Linked DNA regions of Homo sapiens: region 2 is linked to region 1. The links are chromatin contacts, found by Hi-C or POLR2A ChIA-PET in ENCODE. All regions are on one chromosome and are shown on one strand. Each heading gives the region's core, a stretch centred on a gene start or an enhancer-like site at or near the end of the contact. The rest is flanking DNA. Distances are from core to core; before and after follow the strand shown. Region 1 holds the start of LRFN4 (leucine rich repeat and fibronectin type III domain containing 4). Region 2 holds the start of CLCF1 (cardiotrophin like cytokine factor 1).

Evidence for each region. A loop is a pair of places that touch in the nucleus more often than their neighbours do. ChIA-PET counts read pairs that join two places held with the same protein, here RNA polymerase II (POLR2A). Pooled maps may share reads with other maps.
Region 2: a pooled map shows a loop between it and region 1 (6-fold over the local background). The contact joins the promoter of CLCF1 here to the promoter of LRFN4 in region 1. A Hi-C loop is called at or near these places in 1 of 168 maps with a recorded cell type or tissue (PC-9) and 4 of 50 pooled maps. POLR2A ChIA-PET finds 5 or more read pairs at or near these places in 1 of 52 experiments (AG04449).

Annotation. Positions count from the first base shown.
Region 1 is chr11:66,855,814-66,862,628 of GRCh38, forward strand. LRFN4 (leucine rich repeat and fibronectin type III domain containing 4) reads left to right here and starts at 1,251. Exons shown (of 2, transcript NM_024036.5): 1 at 1,251-3,280; 2 at 3,824-4,662. The coding sequence starts at 1,932. The coding sequence ends at 4,382. All of the region lies in intron 12 of PC (pyruvate carboxylase), which reads right to left. RefSeq lists silencers at 337-866, 1,027-1,136.
Region 2 is chr11:67,370,145-67,376,959 of GRCh38, forward strand. CLCF1 (cardiotrophin like cytokine factor 1) reads right to left here and starts at 3,454. Exons shown (of 3, transcript NM_013246.3): 1 at 3,380-3,454. The coding sequence starts at 3,395. All of the region lies in intron 2 of LOC100130987 (a long non-coding RNA gene), which reads left to right. RefSeq lists silencers at 2,843-3,182, 3,743-3,792.

The DNA of each region.
Region 1 (6,815 bases), core at 1-2,500:
CATCCAACTCTCCTGGCCTACAGGAGGAACTTGTTTTCAGTGGTCAGGTAACGTGCCCAGGACTACACTGCTGTGCTGACAGGATCAGAATTCCAATCTTGGGTTTCCCCGAGTTTCCTGCCACCTGGCCCATGGGGATCAGGGCTGGAGGGAGAACGAGGATGGCTGAGGTTTAGGTGGCTTAAGGACCAGGAGACACGGGGAGGTGGTGACTTCCTGTTTCCCAACTGGGCAGACCACTGGTGGTGGCGGGCACAGCTGGAAGGAAACCAGGCTCGCCGAGCCACCGAAGCCCCAGCTTTCTCAACCAGGAAGCAAAGAACCTCCCCCACCTCACGCCGGGAGCCCTTTCTCTGAGAGGAGCTGGTTCCGAGCCGCTCTTCCAGGGAAATGGCCCGGCGGCGACAGAGCGGGAGGGAGGGGCCGCAGGCGCTGCGAGGACGCACAGCTTCCCAATGCGTGCCCCCGGCGGTTGGGAAGCCGCGCCGCGCAGACCAATCCGGCCCGAGGCGGAGGCCGGTTGGCTCCGGAACGCCTGGCCCGCGGGGCGGGCGGGGCAGCTGGGGAGGGAGGGAGAGGCGAGAGGCAGCTGGGGACAGGGCGGGGCGGCGGGGGCGGGGCGCCTGCCCGGAGGCCAAGCCCTCTCGGCCCCACCCCGCAGCAGCCCTGCCAGGGGCGCCGCCCCAGCCCCCCCCACGGCCGAACCCCGTGCCGGTTGGGGACCCTCCACGTGACTCGGTGATGCAGAACGGTTATGACCTTCAGCGTGTGTCTGTGAACGCAAGGGTCCCAGCAACAGTGCGGGTTTGCGCTCGGCCCTGCCCGTGGGTGCAGGGACGTGTGGGTGTGTGGGCATGTGTGGGTGTGTTGGGGAGGGTGCCCAGCGACATGTGACAAAGACGCCCGTCTCCGGGAGATGGTGAAGGGGCCCGCGAGCAGGCGCTTTGTCTGGCTGTCTGCAGAGTGAGGTTCGCGCCGCGGCGGCGGGCGCCCGTGCGGTGCAGGATGCCGGGGCGCCAGGATGGCCGGGGGCGCGCGCGCCTGTGCCAGGGTGAGTGCGCTGCGGCAGCGCCGGGGGACAGCGCGGAGGGCCCGCGCCGGCCCGGGCCTCGGGCGTGACTGGGCGCCACCCGTGGGCGCTGCAGCGGCCGCGTGTCCCCGTGACCTCAGGAGCCGGCCCGGGCCCGGGTGGATCCCCGCGCGCCCCTCCCCGTCCGCCCTCCACGTGCGTGTCCGCGGCGCGCGCGCCCGCCGGCGCGCACCCGCTCGCCTGTCGCCGCCGCCACCGCTAACCGCGCCGGGAAAAGGTGCCGGGAACCGAGCGAGCCGGGGCCGCGGGCCCGAGCGCCATGGGCCCGAGGGTGGGCGGCGGGCGGCCGGTCATCCCCGGGCCTCGTCCCCGCGGGAGAGCGGCCAGGAGTCGGCGGGGGCCGGCCGGGCTCGCAGGGAGGCCGGCCCGCGCCCCCTGAGCGACGGACACCAGGTGAGGGGGCCGCCGGGCGCAGCGCGGGGGCCGGCCAGGGAGGGGCCACGGACTCCACGGGAGGTTCGGGGGGCGCCTTCTCTGGCGGGGGAGGGTATGGCGGGGAGTGGGGAGGCGGCTGGCGATTCCTGGGGACGCCTGGGAAAGGAAGTTCCGGGACCCTCCCTGCTCTCGGTCCTCCTCCGCTTCCTGCCTCATGCCTCACCTTGTCCCCAGCGCCTGGACTCCCCCTTAACTGCTTGGGAAATGTGACCTTTGCTCTGGGGGGCCTGGCCCTGCAGGCCCCAACCTTCCCTCATCTCTGGCGGCCCTCTTGGGCCTCTGACCCAGCCCCTCCCCGGGCCAGGCTCACAGAAGCTGGCTTCTGGGACTGTCCTGGGCCCAAGTGGGCACCTGCGCCAGCCCCACCTGTGCCTGGGCTGTGGCCCCTTCCTACAGGGCGCTCACCATGGCCCCGCCGCTCCTGCTGCTGCTGCTGGCCAGTGGAGCGGCCGCCTGCCCGCTGCCCTGCGTCTGCCAGAACCTGTCCGAGTCGCTCAGCACCCTCTGTGCCCACCGAGGCCTGCTGTTTGTGCCGCCCAACGTGGACCGGCGCACAGTGGAGCTGCGGCTGGCTGACAACTTCATCCAGGCCCTGGGGCCCCCTGACTTCCGCAACATGACGGGACTGGTGGACCTGACACTGTCTCGCAATGCCATCACCCGCATTGGGGCCCGCGCCTTTGGGGACCTCGAGAGCCTGCGTTCCCTCCACCTTGACGGCAACAGGCTGGTGGAGCTGGGCACCGGGAGCCTCCGGGGCCCCGTCAATCTGCAGCACCTCATCCTCAGCGGCAACCAGCTGGGCCGCATCGCGCCGGGAGCCTTCGACGACTTCCTAGAGAGCCTGGAGGACCTGGACCTGTCCTACAACAACCTCCGGCAGGTGCCCTGGGCCGGCATCGGCGCCATGCCTGCCCTGCACACCCTCAACCTGGACCATAACCTTATTGACGCACTGCCCCCAGGCGCCTTCGCCCAGCTCGGTCAGCTCTCCCGCCTGGACCTCACCTCCAACCGCCTGGCCACGCTGGCTCCGGACCCGCTTTTCTCTCGTGGGCGTGATGCAGAGGCCTCTCCCGCCCCCCTGGTGCTGAGCTTTAGCGGGAACCCCCTGCACTGCAACTGTGAGCTGCTGTGGCTGCGGCGGCTGGCGCGGCCGGACGACCTGGAAACGTGCGCCTCCCCGCCCGGCCTGGCCGGCCGCTACTTCTGGGCAGTGCCCGAGGGCGAGTTCTCCTGTGAGCCGCCCCTCATTGCCCGCCACACGCAGCGCCTCTGGGTGCTGGAAGGCCAGCGGGCCACGCTGCGGTGCCGGGCCCTGGGTGACCCCGCGCCTACCATGCACTGGGTCGGTCCTGACGACCGGTTGGTTGGCAACTCCTCCCGAGCCCGGGCTTTCCCCAACGGGACCTTAGAGATTGGGGTGACCGGCGCTGGGGACGCTGGGGGCTACACCTGCATCGCCACCAACCCTGCTGGTGAGGCCACAGCCCGAGTAGAACTGCGGGTGCTGGCCTTGCCCCATGGTGGGAACAGCAGTGCCGAGGGGGGCCGCCCCGGGCCCTCGGACATCGCCGCCTCCGCTCGCACTGCTGCCGAGGGTGAGGGGACGCTGGAGTCTGAGCCAGCCGTGCAGGTGACGGAGGTGACCGCCACCTCAGGGCTGGTGAGCTGGGGTCCCGGGCGGCCAGCCGACCCAGTGTGGATGTTCCAAATCCAGTACAACAGCAGCGAAGATGAGACCCTCATCTACCGGTGAGGATGCGTGCCCCACACCCGGCTGCACTCCCGGCGCCCTTCCTCCGCCCTCTGCTCCCCACAAGGCTTTGCTTCCACCCCTCCTCTCTCTGGGGCTGACACCCCCTCCCCGACCATGGCTGCTGGACTCTTGGAGGAGCAGTGGCCTGGCCTGGCCTGGCTGCCTGAGGGGGCTGGAGCTCAAGGGGCGGCAGAAGGACCCCACCCCGAGATGTCCCAGGTGTCACTGAGCTGTGCAGGCCTCCCCGGCAGCAGGTGGCGGTTGGGTCTGTCTGAAGCACATGGCCCGCGCCCGCGTGTTATTTCTGCCTCTGCTGGTGCCATCCCCCCACCCCATTCCCCTCGCTTGCCTGCGTCCTGTGCCAGTGCACACACCCATCTCCTGGCCACACTCTCCAGCCTGTTCACCTTCCTGAGTGAACCCAAGAGCCCGAGTGGCCCCAGGGGGAGGGGTGTTTGGAGCTGGGAGCACGGGAGTGGGGAGGTGAGGATGGGGCTAGACCCCAGCCCCGGGCTCTGACCACCTGCCCTTGCCTGCAGGATTGTCCCAGCCTCCAGCCACCACTTCCTGCTGAAGCACCTCGTCCCCGGCGCTGACTATGACCTCTGCCTGCTGGCCTTGTCACCGGCCGCTGGGCCCTCTGACCTCACGGCCACCAGGCTGCTGGGCTGTGCCCATTTCTCCACGCTGCCGGCCTCGCCCCTGTGCCACGCCCTGCAGGCCCACGTGCTGGGCGGGACCCTGACCGTGGCCGTGGGGGGTGTGCTGGTGGCTGCCTTACTGGTCTTCACTGTGGCCTTGCTGGTTCGGGGCCGGGGGGCCGGAAATGGCCGCCTCCCCCTCAAGCTCAGCCACGTCCAGTCCCAGACCAATGGAGGCCCCAGCCCCACACCCAAGGCCCACCCGCCGCGGAGCCCCCCGCCCCGGCCGCAGCGCAGCTGCTCTCTGGACCTGGGAGATGCCGGGTGCTACGGTTATGCCAGGCGCCTGGGAGGAGCTTGGGCCCGACGGAGCCACTCTGTGCATGGGGGGCTGCTCGGGGCAGGGTGCCGGGGGGTAGGAGGCAGCGCCGAGCGGCTGGAAGAGAGTGTGGTGTGATGGACGGGCAGCTTCCTGTGTGCTCCAAGGGATGAGCCTCGTGGGGCAGAGGGCCCGGGGCCGCCGCCTGGCCTGGGAGTCCCTCCCTGGTTTTTATTCTCAGTACCTCAGGCTCCCCTGTGTACTTGGAGGGGCAGGGAGCCCTTTCCTCGGTTCTGGCCTCCAGACCAGGGTAAGGGCAGGCCCCTCCAACAGGTGCTCACAGCCACCGAGGCAGGGGCTGCAGCCACCCACTGGGAGTCTTGTTTTTATTTATAATAAAATTGTTGGGGACACCTCAGTGCTAGTCTCTGGTGTTGTCTGGCTAGGTCCCCCGAGACGGGAGGACAGGACACGGGCCGCTGGTGGCACACGGACAAGGGTGGGGCTACCAGGGCCGGTGGGGGCAGTCACAGCAGCCTGGGGCCTCCTGGCTTCCTGTCCACAGGGGCGGCCCAGGGCTGCGGCCAAGGGCTGTGCCTGGTGTCTTCTGACCTGCAAGAGCATGGGCTTGGGCAGGCGGCCTACCCTCGCCTGTAAGTGCAAAGAACGCCCCTTCCTGCCAGGTGGCGACAGGACGCCGTATCCAGTGTAAAGCCTGGGGAGCACGTGTGAGCGCCTTCCCCATGGCACTTCAGGGTCTGCGGGGCGGACACAGGACTGGACTAAGCAACAGGAGGAGGTGGGGGACGGTACAGCCCTCTGGGAGAACGGACCTGGGCTGAGCGTACAGTGAAAAGTCCTCATGGCTCCAGGTGCTGACAGCTGTGTCTGCCACCTCCCAGGGCATCTTGTGGACTGGTAAAACGCCATCCCAAAGGGACTGGAAGGGCAGGGAACCCCACTGCTCTGCCATCAGCCCGTGATCCTCTGGAAGGTTCCTGTCAGAACTGTGGGTCCGAGCAGGACCGCAGCTGCCAGCTCAGATGTGCTCTGGGCCTTCCTGGGAAGGCGGCCTTCGCCCTCCCTCGCTGCAGGGAGGCAGCCGGATGGGCACGAGCCCTGCTTTCTCTGCTAGGACCCCTGGCCAGGCCCGGGCAGCCTCCGACCTGGCCCAGCCCCTGCAGCCTCCTGAACTATCTGCTTCTAGGCACTGGCTGGGGGGCATGGGCAGACGTGGCCCTCAGCCCTGCAGAGGGTCAAGCTCCCCCAGGTGCTGTATGAAAACTCAGAAGGCGGCCCTGGCACCCCAGGCCACGGCAAACACGCTGCACAGACTCCCTGGTGTTTTCTGTGTGAGGGCCAAGGCGCTGCCACCGGGCAGCCGAGGTGAGGCAGGTGCTCTAAGGCATACGTGTGTTCACGTGTGCATGGACCTGGCTCACACGCGTGTGCCTGCCCTCCCAGCCCCAGAACATGCAGCTAGAGGTGGGCTTCGAGAGCCTGGTTTAGATGAATGGGAGCAAGGTCCTCGACAGAGAAGGGTGTGGGGAGCGAACGCCATGGAGGAGTGGGCGGGGGCGCGGGACAGGGTGGGTGGGCACAGACGGCAAAGGGACAGGAGGGCCAGGGCTGCCACGCTGGGCGCTAGCATGAGGCTCAGGAGGCGGCTAGAGCCAGCGGCCTGGTCTTGGTGCACATTTGGGGAGGACTTGGCACCCCCAGACACCAGAGACACTTATCCTGCTGCTGGCCCCGTGGTCACGGTCTCTAGTGCCCCTTTCTCCACCTGGGGGGCGGGGGACGGTCTAAAGAGGAAGATCTTTCCGGGCCCTCCAGGGTGCAGAAGCCCACCTCTAGCTGCACCCCTAGCAGGCGCAAGGTTCTAGGGCCCAGGGACCAGCTTGGCACGTGGGGAGCTGCTGAGGGTGAGGAGGGAGCAGAGGAACCGGGCACAACCCCAGGAGCCAGCCAGGACCACAGAGCAACGGGCAGGGGCAGGCGAGGGGGATGGCCTGGGTCACCCCTGTGCATGGCCACGCATCCCCTCAACACCGAAGCAGCCGCAGGACATCCCCGCCAGGACACCAGGAGCCGCAGCAAGGTGCAGGGGGAGCGCGTGATGTCGACAGCTGATGTCGCGACACACCTCTGCCTATGTGCACGACAGGGACCCCCAACAGGGAGGCTGAGAGGCTCCCCACGGAAGAGTAACACCCCCTGGCCTCTAGGAAGTGCGCTGTTCCCTCTTAAGGTGGGAGACAGGCTGGCCACACACACAGGCATAGGCCCAGAAGCCTCCAGGGGCTCTTGCGACCAAGCAGCCATGTGGACATGTGAGAAGTGATTGCAGGACCCTGAGGGGACAGCACGGCCCACATGCCCCCCCATCCCCCAAGCAACTGCGCCTCGATGACAGGCAGGGCTGGAAGAAGCTGCAAGGAGGACACGAGGCCAAGGCAGAGGGGCCGGTGCCAGTGCCCAGCACAGCCCGCCCTGTGGGGACCCCCAAGAAGAAGATGGGGTGGTAACTCCCACAGGGGCTGAGGGCCAAAGCCCCTGTCCTCCGGCTCT
Region 2 (6,815 bases), core at 2,204-4,703, 520 kb after region 1:
CCTGCTATGACAGCTTCCACTCTGGGCAAAGCCATGCCCGTGTCTCAGGCAGCAGGAGGGAAAGCAGCGTGGGGTGAACACCTGCGGTTTAGTCGTGAGCTTGGGAACCCAACACAGCTCGCCTGCCTCCTGAGGAGAGTGCGTGGTGGGCTTCCTGGAGCCCTCATCCATCCTCCCTCAGGCTCATGTTGTGCAGGTGGACCCCGGCCACTGGGGCTGTGTCCTAGGTCCCCCTCTCCCCCTCCCCACCAGTCCTGGCCCCCAGCCCGGCCCCCGCCCCAGCTCTGCCTCTGGCTGCTGCCCACTGATTGTTTACATCCCGTCTTCTCTGTGTGTTTATAAATCCGGCTGAGCACGTGAGGAGCTAACGAGTACAGCTCACGTTTCCTGCAACAGCCCCCCACCCCCGGCCAGCCCCTAATTCCATCCAGATCCCTGGGCCCTAGGAACCAAGGCTCTCCTCATGAACACACACACACACACACACTCTCTCTCTCTTAGCCCAAGGAAGTGACTGGCCACCCAGACAGCTGCACAGGCAGGCGCACCCGTGAGCACATGTCTTTAGCCACTTTAGCCAGCTGCCCCTCAGTCCCTGGCCTGGACACCCCCAGGCTGACCTTTCCCAGTGAGGGTGAGAGTTCAGCCATGCAGATGTGCCAGGGTGCTTAGGGTGGTAGGACAAGTCAATGGGAGTCTCTGCACCTGGGACTATAAGAGCTACGCTAAGAACTGTAAGCCCTAAATGTTGCAGCCAGGGAGGCACTGCAGAGCTCCAGAGGTGGGGCATGGTGGCCTCAGGCTGGGCTGAATATGGGAGCCAGGAGGAAAGGCCAGACCAGGACCAGCGCTGGCTGCGGTTGGAGGGGTCTGTTGAGGGGAATTGAGGGATGGAGTGGGTTAGGCGGGCAGAGTGGGTGAGGAGTGGGCTAGGGATGGAGTGGGTGAGGTCCAGGCATTGTGACGGTAGGAAACTGCCCCAGGGGCGTGTCCTGACCTACCTTCCCAGGCAAAGGCCCACAGAAACCCATCTTCCTTCCACCCTCTGGGCTGCTGCTTTCCCCTCTCTTACTTATCTCCCTTCTGCCTTTTCCTTGGTTCCTTTTACCCCAGGCCACTGAGAAGTAGCTTGGTGAGTGGGGACACATGGGCCTGGGAATTGGGAGACCTAGCTTTGCCACCAATTCGTCTGGTGACTGTGGGCTTGCACAAGGAGGTCACATTATGCAAGCTCAATTCCTCCTAGAGGAAACACACGGGGCTTCATCTCTCCTCTCCTCTCCAGCATCCCCCTTTGTGCCCTTCTCCTCCAGCCTAAATGACAGAGGTCACTGAGGCCCAGGGGAAGAAGCTGAGGGTGGGCCAGCCCCACTGCCTTATGAAGTCAGTAACCAAGCAAGCGAGACAGGAGTTGGGCTTTGGCTGGAGTGAGAGGGTTCCTGATTGTGCCACAAGAGGGCCATGGGTGTGCTCAGGGAGGCCAGCGGGGAGCCAGGGGGGAGCCCAGCAGCCCACTGAGAGCCAGAGGCAGGAGGAGCAGTGAAGGAGGAGTCCAGGGCAGTGGTGGGTGAATTGGAAAGGGTGTTGTTATCAAGAGGGGCGTGGGGGGGGAGGAGAGTGCAGGAGCCAGGTGTGCACAAGAGGTGGGACGTGGGGAGGAATGTGAAGTGTCAGTGAGCCAGTGGCTGGTGTGCAGGGGTGGCGTGCAGGGGTGGTGTGCAGAAGTGTGACGGACAAGAGTGTGGGTCTGTGAATGAAGGGGACAGGGAGCCATTGCACCCATCAGCAGTGTCACTTCTGGGGCTGCCGGGTGACAATTGCCATCTCTGCTTCCTCCCCGGTGGAGCGTGTGGCTCCAGGGCAGCGAGGGTGTCTGAGCTGGCCAGGAGCGCGTCTGGTCTGTTAGGGGAATATGTACTCGCATCCTGTCCGGTGTGAGGGGCAACGTGTGCTCCCGAGCTGTGGCGGAGGTCAGTCGGGGTCAGTGAAAGCACAGAGGTGTCCCTGGGTTAGGGTCAGAGAAGGAGGACCCAGTAGAGCAGCGTGCCCAGTGCCCCCCACCCCTAGCCTCTCTCCAAGGCTTAGCCTCCACCCGCCCGTCTCCCCTCCTCTCCTGGTAGCCCCTCACACCCCGGGGGGAGGGCCAGGCTGGGAGCTGGGGGAACAGGGGTCCTCTGGGATTGGGAGGGTCTGTGGGGAGGGCTCCAGAAGCCCAGCACGGAGTTGTGGAAAGGAAGGCGGGTGGGGAGAGCAAGCATGAGGGGACCTCTGGCGAGCCCCGGGGACTCTTTCGAAGGTTTCCTTCGAGGGGCTCGGCCGGGAAGCTGCACGGCGGCGGTTGCCAGCTGGCCCTCCCTGCTGGCGGTGACCTCTCGCTCTGGGACCCCTCCCGGCGCTGCGCCTTCCCCCTGTGTGGCCTCGGCGCCCCCGGCCCCGCCCCCTCCCGCTCCCGCCCGGTCGCTCCTTCCCCGCGGCGGGGGCGGGGGCGGGGGCGGGGGCGGGGTCCGGGGCACCGGGCTCCGGGCTCTGCCCGGCGCTGCCCTTTCCCGCGCGTCAACTCCCCTCCTGCCCGGGCTGAGCGGCTGCTCCCGCCGCTCCCTGGCCAGTGACAGACTTTTTCCTGCCGGGTCCGGCCCGGCTGCGCCAGCCCCCCGCCAAACAATAATCACTCCCAGGCCACGGTGGCCCGGGGGACTCGCGGCCGCCGCCCGCCGCCCCTACCTGCCGCCGGCTCCCCGGCCGTGGGCACCATGGAGGGTTCCGGCCGCGCGGCGCGTAGCTAGGAAGCCGCGAGTCCCGCGGCGCGGCTCGGCCCGTCCGGCCCGGCCCAGCCAGGCTCGGCGCTGCCCTCCGCCCTCCTCTCCGCCGCCCGCCCTTCCTCCCGCCCGCCCTCCTACCCCTCCCGGCGGGCCGGGGAGGGAGAGCGGCGCGGCCCGAGGTGTCGGCCTCCCCTCGCCTCCCGCCGCCCGGCCTCGGGCTCCCCCGGCCTCCCTCCCTCTTCCTCTCCCAGCCCCTCCTCCCACCCGCAGCCTCGCTCCCCGCCTCGGACTCTCTGGCCCCGACTGGTGCGCGGGGCTCTGGGGCTGCGGCTCCTACGGCCCGCCTCGCTGGGGCTCCAGGTTGCCGCCTCCCCAGGTCTGCGATCGTCCGGGCTCCCCGCCGCTCCCGGCCACCTCCTGGCCCCGCCGTGCGGACTCCAGGAATGCCGCGTCCCCGCCCGGCCCCTCTCGAGGGCGCCCAGCCGTGCCTCCCCCGGCCCGAGCCCAGCTCCCTGGCCCGGCCCCGGCGCGGGGCTCCCGGGGGTCAGGGCAGGACGGGAACCGGATCTCGTGGCTGCTTGGCGGGGCGGGGGTCGGGGCCTCGGCCGCCTGGCTCCTACCTGCTCGGAGGTCCATGGGGCTGGGGCCGGGCCGGCCGGGTGCGGCTCCTCTCCCGGAGGCTGGCGGAGTGGGAGGGCGAGCCGCGGCTCCGGCGAAGCTTTAATAATCCCATCCGCCAGGCCCACTCGCAGGTTTTTTTCGCTCGGTTTCGGATTTTTTTTTTTTTTCGGTGTGGGACATTCTGCAAACTTTTTTTTTTTTTTTCTGACGTGTAAAGCTGTAACCACAAATTGTAGCGGCCCTCCCCGGGGTGGGGGTAGGAGGGGGGAGGAGGGAAGGGAGGGCTTCTGGGGCTCCCTCTCCCTCCCACAGCACCGAGGGGGGGTGAGGTGAGGCGAGGCTGTGGCGGTACCACCCTGGGCCTCCTGGGGGAGGGGGCGGGGAGGCCATCAGTCCGTCTGAGGACTCCCAGGAGCCGGGGGACAGCGCCGGCTTCGGGTGGGCTTCTCCCCAGGCGTTGGCCTGGGACACCGCCCCCTGCCCCCTGTCCCCTGCCGATGCGGGGTCCCTGATCCAACCTACCTCTGCCTGTGCGAGGTCCCTGCTCCCACCCTACCTCTGCCTCCTCATCTCTAACCTTCCCTCCTCCTCCCCCTTGAGTAAATGCAATGACACATTCTCCCAAATGCCAGCGAGCTGGCCTGGGAGCAAGTGATGGTGTTTTTCCTGCTGCCCTTTGTCTGGGCTGACCGCCCCCCCTGCCTATTGTCCCGCCGCTTGTCCCATTTCCAAAAGCTAGAGCTAAGCGAGGCGCTGGGGCTGGGGCAGGTGACTAACCAGCTCACAATGCCCCCTGCGGGGGAGGAAGAGGGCACTGCAGGCCCACTGCCCGGCCCAGAGGCGAGAAGAGGCCACTTGGCGGGACTTTTTCCCTCAAGTTCACAAGGTTCTTCATTCTTCCTCCAGTGACCAGGGAGAATGTACATGGGTGGGGGATTTGTAATTCATTAATCAGCACGAGGCAACGGACCAGTTTCAACACCACAGGCTTCTTGGGTGACTCAGCGGGAATGCTCCGATTCAAGGCGATGGACCGCCCGAGCGTCCCCATTTGTGAAATGTTTCCCCATGAAGACCCTGGCATTCTCCTTCCTTTGGGGTTTCGGGTTGTTGGTTTTTCCGGTGGTGAGGTGGGGGTGGCTTAGCGGTGAGGGCTCCCCCTCCTTCCCGCAGGCCTGGGTTGGGATTTGCTGGGCAGGATACCTGGGGGTATGCCTGGACCCTCCCAGAGGGGGTCCCCTCCTCCCTCTCCAAGGGCTGCCGGGGAGAACACGCTCAGAGGAGGCAGCTCTAACCCAGGGCTGGGGACTGCCCTGCTTCATGATTTTCCTGGGGGAGAGTCATGTGGTCCCCAAGGCTTGGGTGCCCTATAGCCACACCACCAATTAAATCACTGGGTAATAAGTTGCTTTTGTTGTTGTTTATTTATTGTTTCAAAGTGGGAGAGGCCAGTGGTGGGCCAGACCTGGAAGGTGATGCCTCTCCCTGGAGTGGCATCAGAGATTTGTCTCCCACTCCTTCCTGGTGCCCCTGGAATGGGAGGGCACTCTGCCAGTCCAGCCCCAGCGCCTCCAACCTGTGGCCTGGGCAGGCATCCTGATCATGGCCAGTGCTGGGTCCCAGGGCAGCTCTTCCCTTCTCTGTACCGCGAGCACTGAGGTGGGGGGGTGGGGGGGGTGGGGAAGAAGTTTGTTTTCAATTACCTCACTGGAGTGGGACAGACTTTGTTGTTGGGTTGGTTTTTTTTTTTCTCTCTCTCTCTGTCCTTTCTTCCTTTTTTTTTTCCTAAACAAGGAGAAAAAGGGCTGGGAAAGGAGAGCTGGCTTGGGGTGGGGGGCAGGGGACTTTGAGGGACCTCAGTAGCAGCTCTGATGAAAACTGCCTGGAGGGACCCTTGTGAAAAGTGCTCAGGGCCTACCTCTGCCCCCCCCACCGCCCCCGCACCTCCTCCCTGCCCCCACCAGCCAGGACTCTGGAGTTTCAGTGACATTCCTGATGGATGAACCCAGTGATTTCTTGATGCCCATGCCAAGGTCAAGAAGGCAGATGCCCATGGGTGCATGGCACGGAGGCCAGCCAGGAGGTCCCCCTAGCTGCTACCCTTTCAGAGGGAGGGGGCCAAGAAGGAGGGGAGAGGGAGAAGGGGAGCCGCTTCAGCCTCTCCCTCCGCCTCGAAGCCGCTCCTTGTGGAGTCTGCACAATGTGGTTTGGATTTGGCTGAGCCCCTCAGCACCTTATAAAGCACCTTGCTGAGTCAGGGAGAAAGCAGCCCCAGTGTCGGGGGAGCGGAGGGGAGGGGGCGCTGAAGAAAGGGGCGGGGGCGAGAGAAGAGGGGTGAGACCAGAGAAGGGGCAAGACTGGGAAGGAAAGAGGAGACACAAAGAGGCAAATGGGTGGGAGTGAGAAAGAGGGGAGGAGGGAGCTGGGAGGAAGAGGGGGAAGCAGCGGATGCGGGGAGAGGAAGACACTGAAGCAGAAGGTGGGAGTGGACAACGCCATCCCCAGCACACATCCACCTGGGGCAGCCAGAAAGCACTGGTTTGCAGGAACTGAGGGCTGCAGCTCTGAAACAGGGACCCAGGCCAGGTGGGTACAGGGACAATTGGCTTTACACACAGCCCCCCAGTCCCCAGTTTGTCTTTGAATCTTAATGTAGTGACCCCGAAAGCTGGGAAAGTTGTGTTCTCCCTCTGCCTCTTGGACTTGCCTCCCTGCCCTCTCCCCTCACCTAGTGGGGGCCAAGCCTCTCCCCTCCCCTCCCCCACCTTCCACACTGCCAAAGGGAAAAGCAGCTCCATCTCCAAGCTGCCAGTGCCCCTCTGCCATGCCTGGGCAAAGGCAGCAGGCTGGGAGTTGCCAGTTGGGTTGGGTCGGGGGCTGGAATAAAGACTGTGCCTTTATCCTGCCAAGTCCCTAAATGGGGGTAGCTGCTGGGGTTTGGGGAAGAAGGAAGAGAGGAAAGACGGAGCAGGAGTAGCCCCTCCAAGATTTCCGTGGGATGGGGCAGGACAGGTGGCTGCCCTCTGATTTCCAGCTGGAAATCAGGACCTTGGGAAAGTTCCTGCTCCCCTGTGGCTCTCAAAAAGAATCTTGTTAGGGGCCCTTCCAGTGCTAACAATCTGGGGTTGCTGGTGGGAGGGCACAGCTTAGAGGAGACGCCAGTCCCCCCAGCTCCAGACAAGCATGGGAAAGAGAAGCGCTCCGTCTGCTCCAGGGGTACATTGTGCAGGCACTTTCTCAGTCTCTGCCAGGTCCTGTTAAGGACAGAGAGAAGGCAAGGAAAACCCATCCCTGCTTTTAGGAATGTCACAGTTGGGGCTTACATCTGTAATCCCAGCGCTTTGGGAAGCCCAGGCAGGAAGATTCCTTGAGGAATTTGAGACCAACCTGGGCAACATAGAGACCCCATCTCTACCAAAAATTTAAAAATTAGCC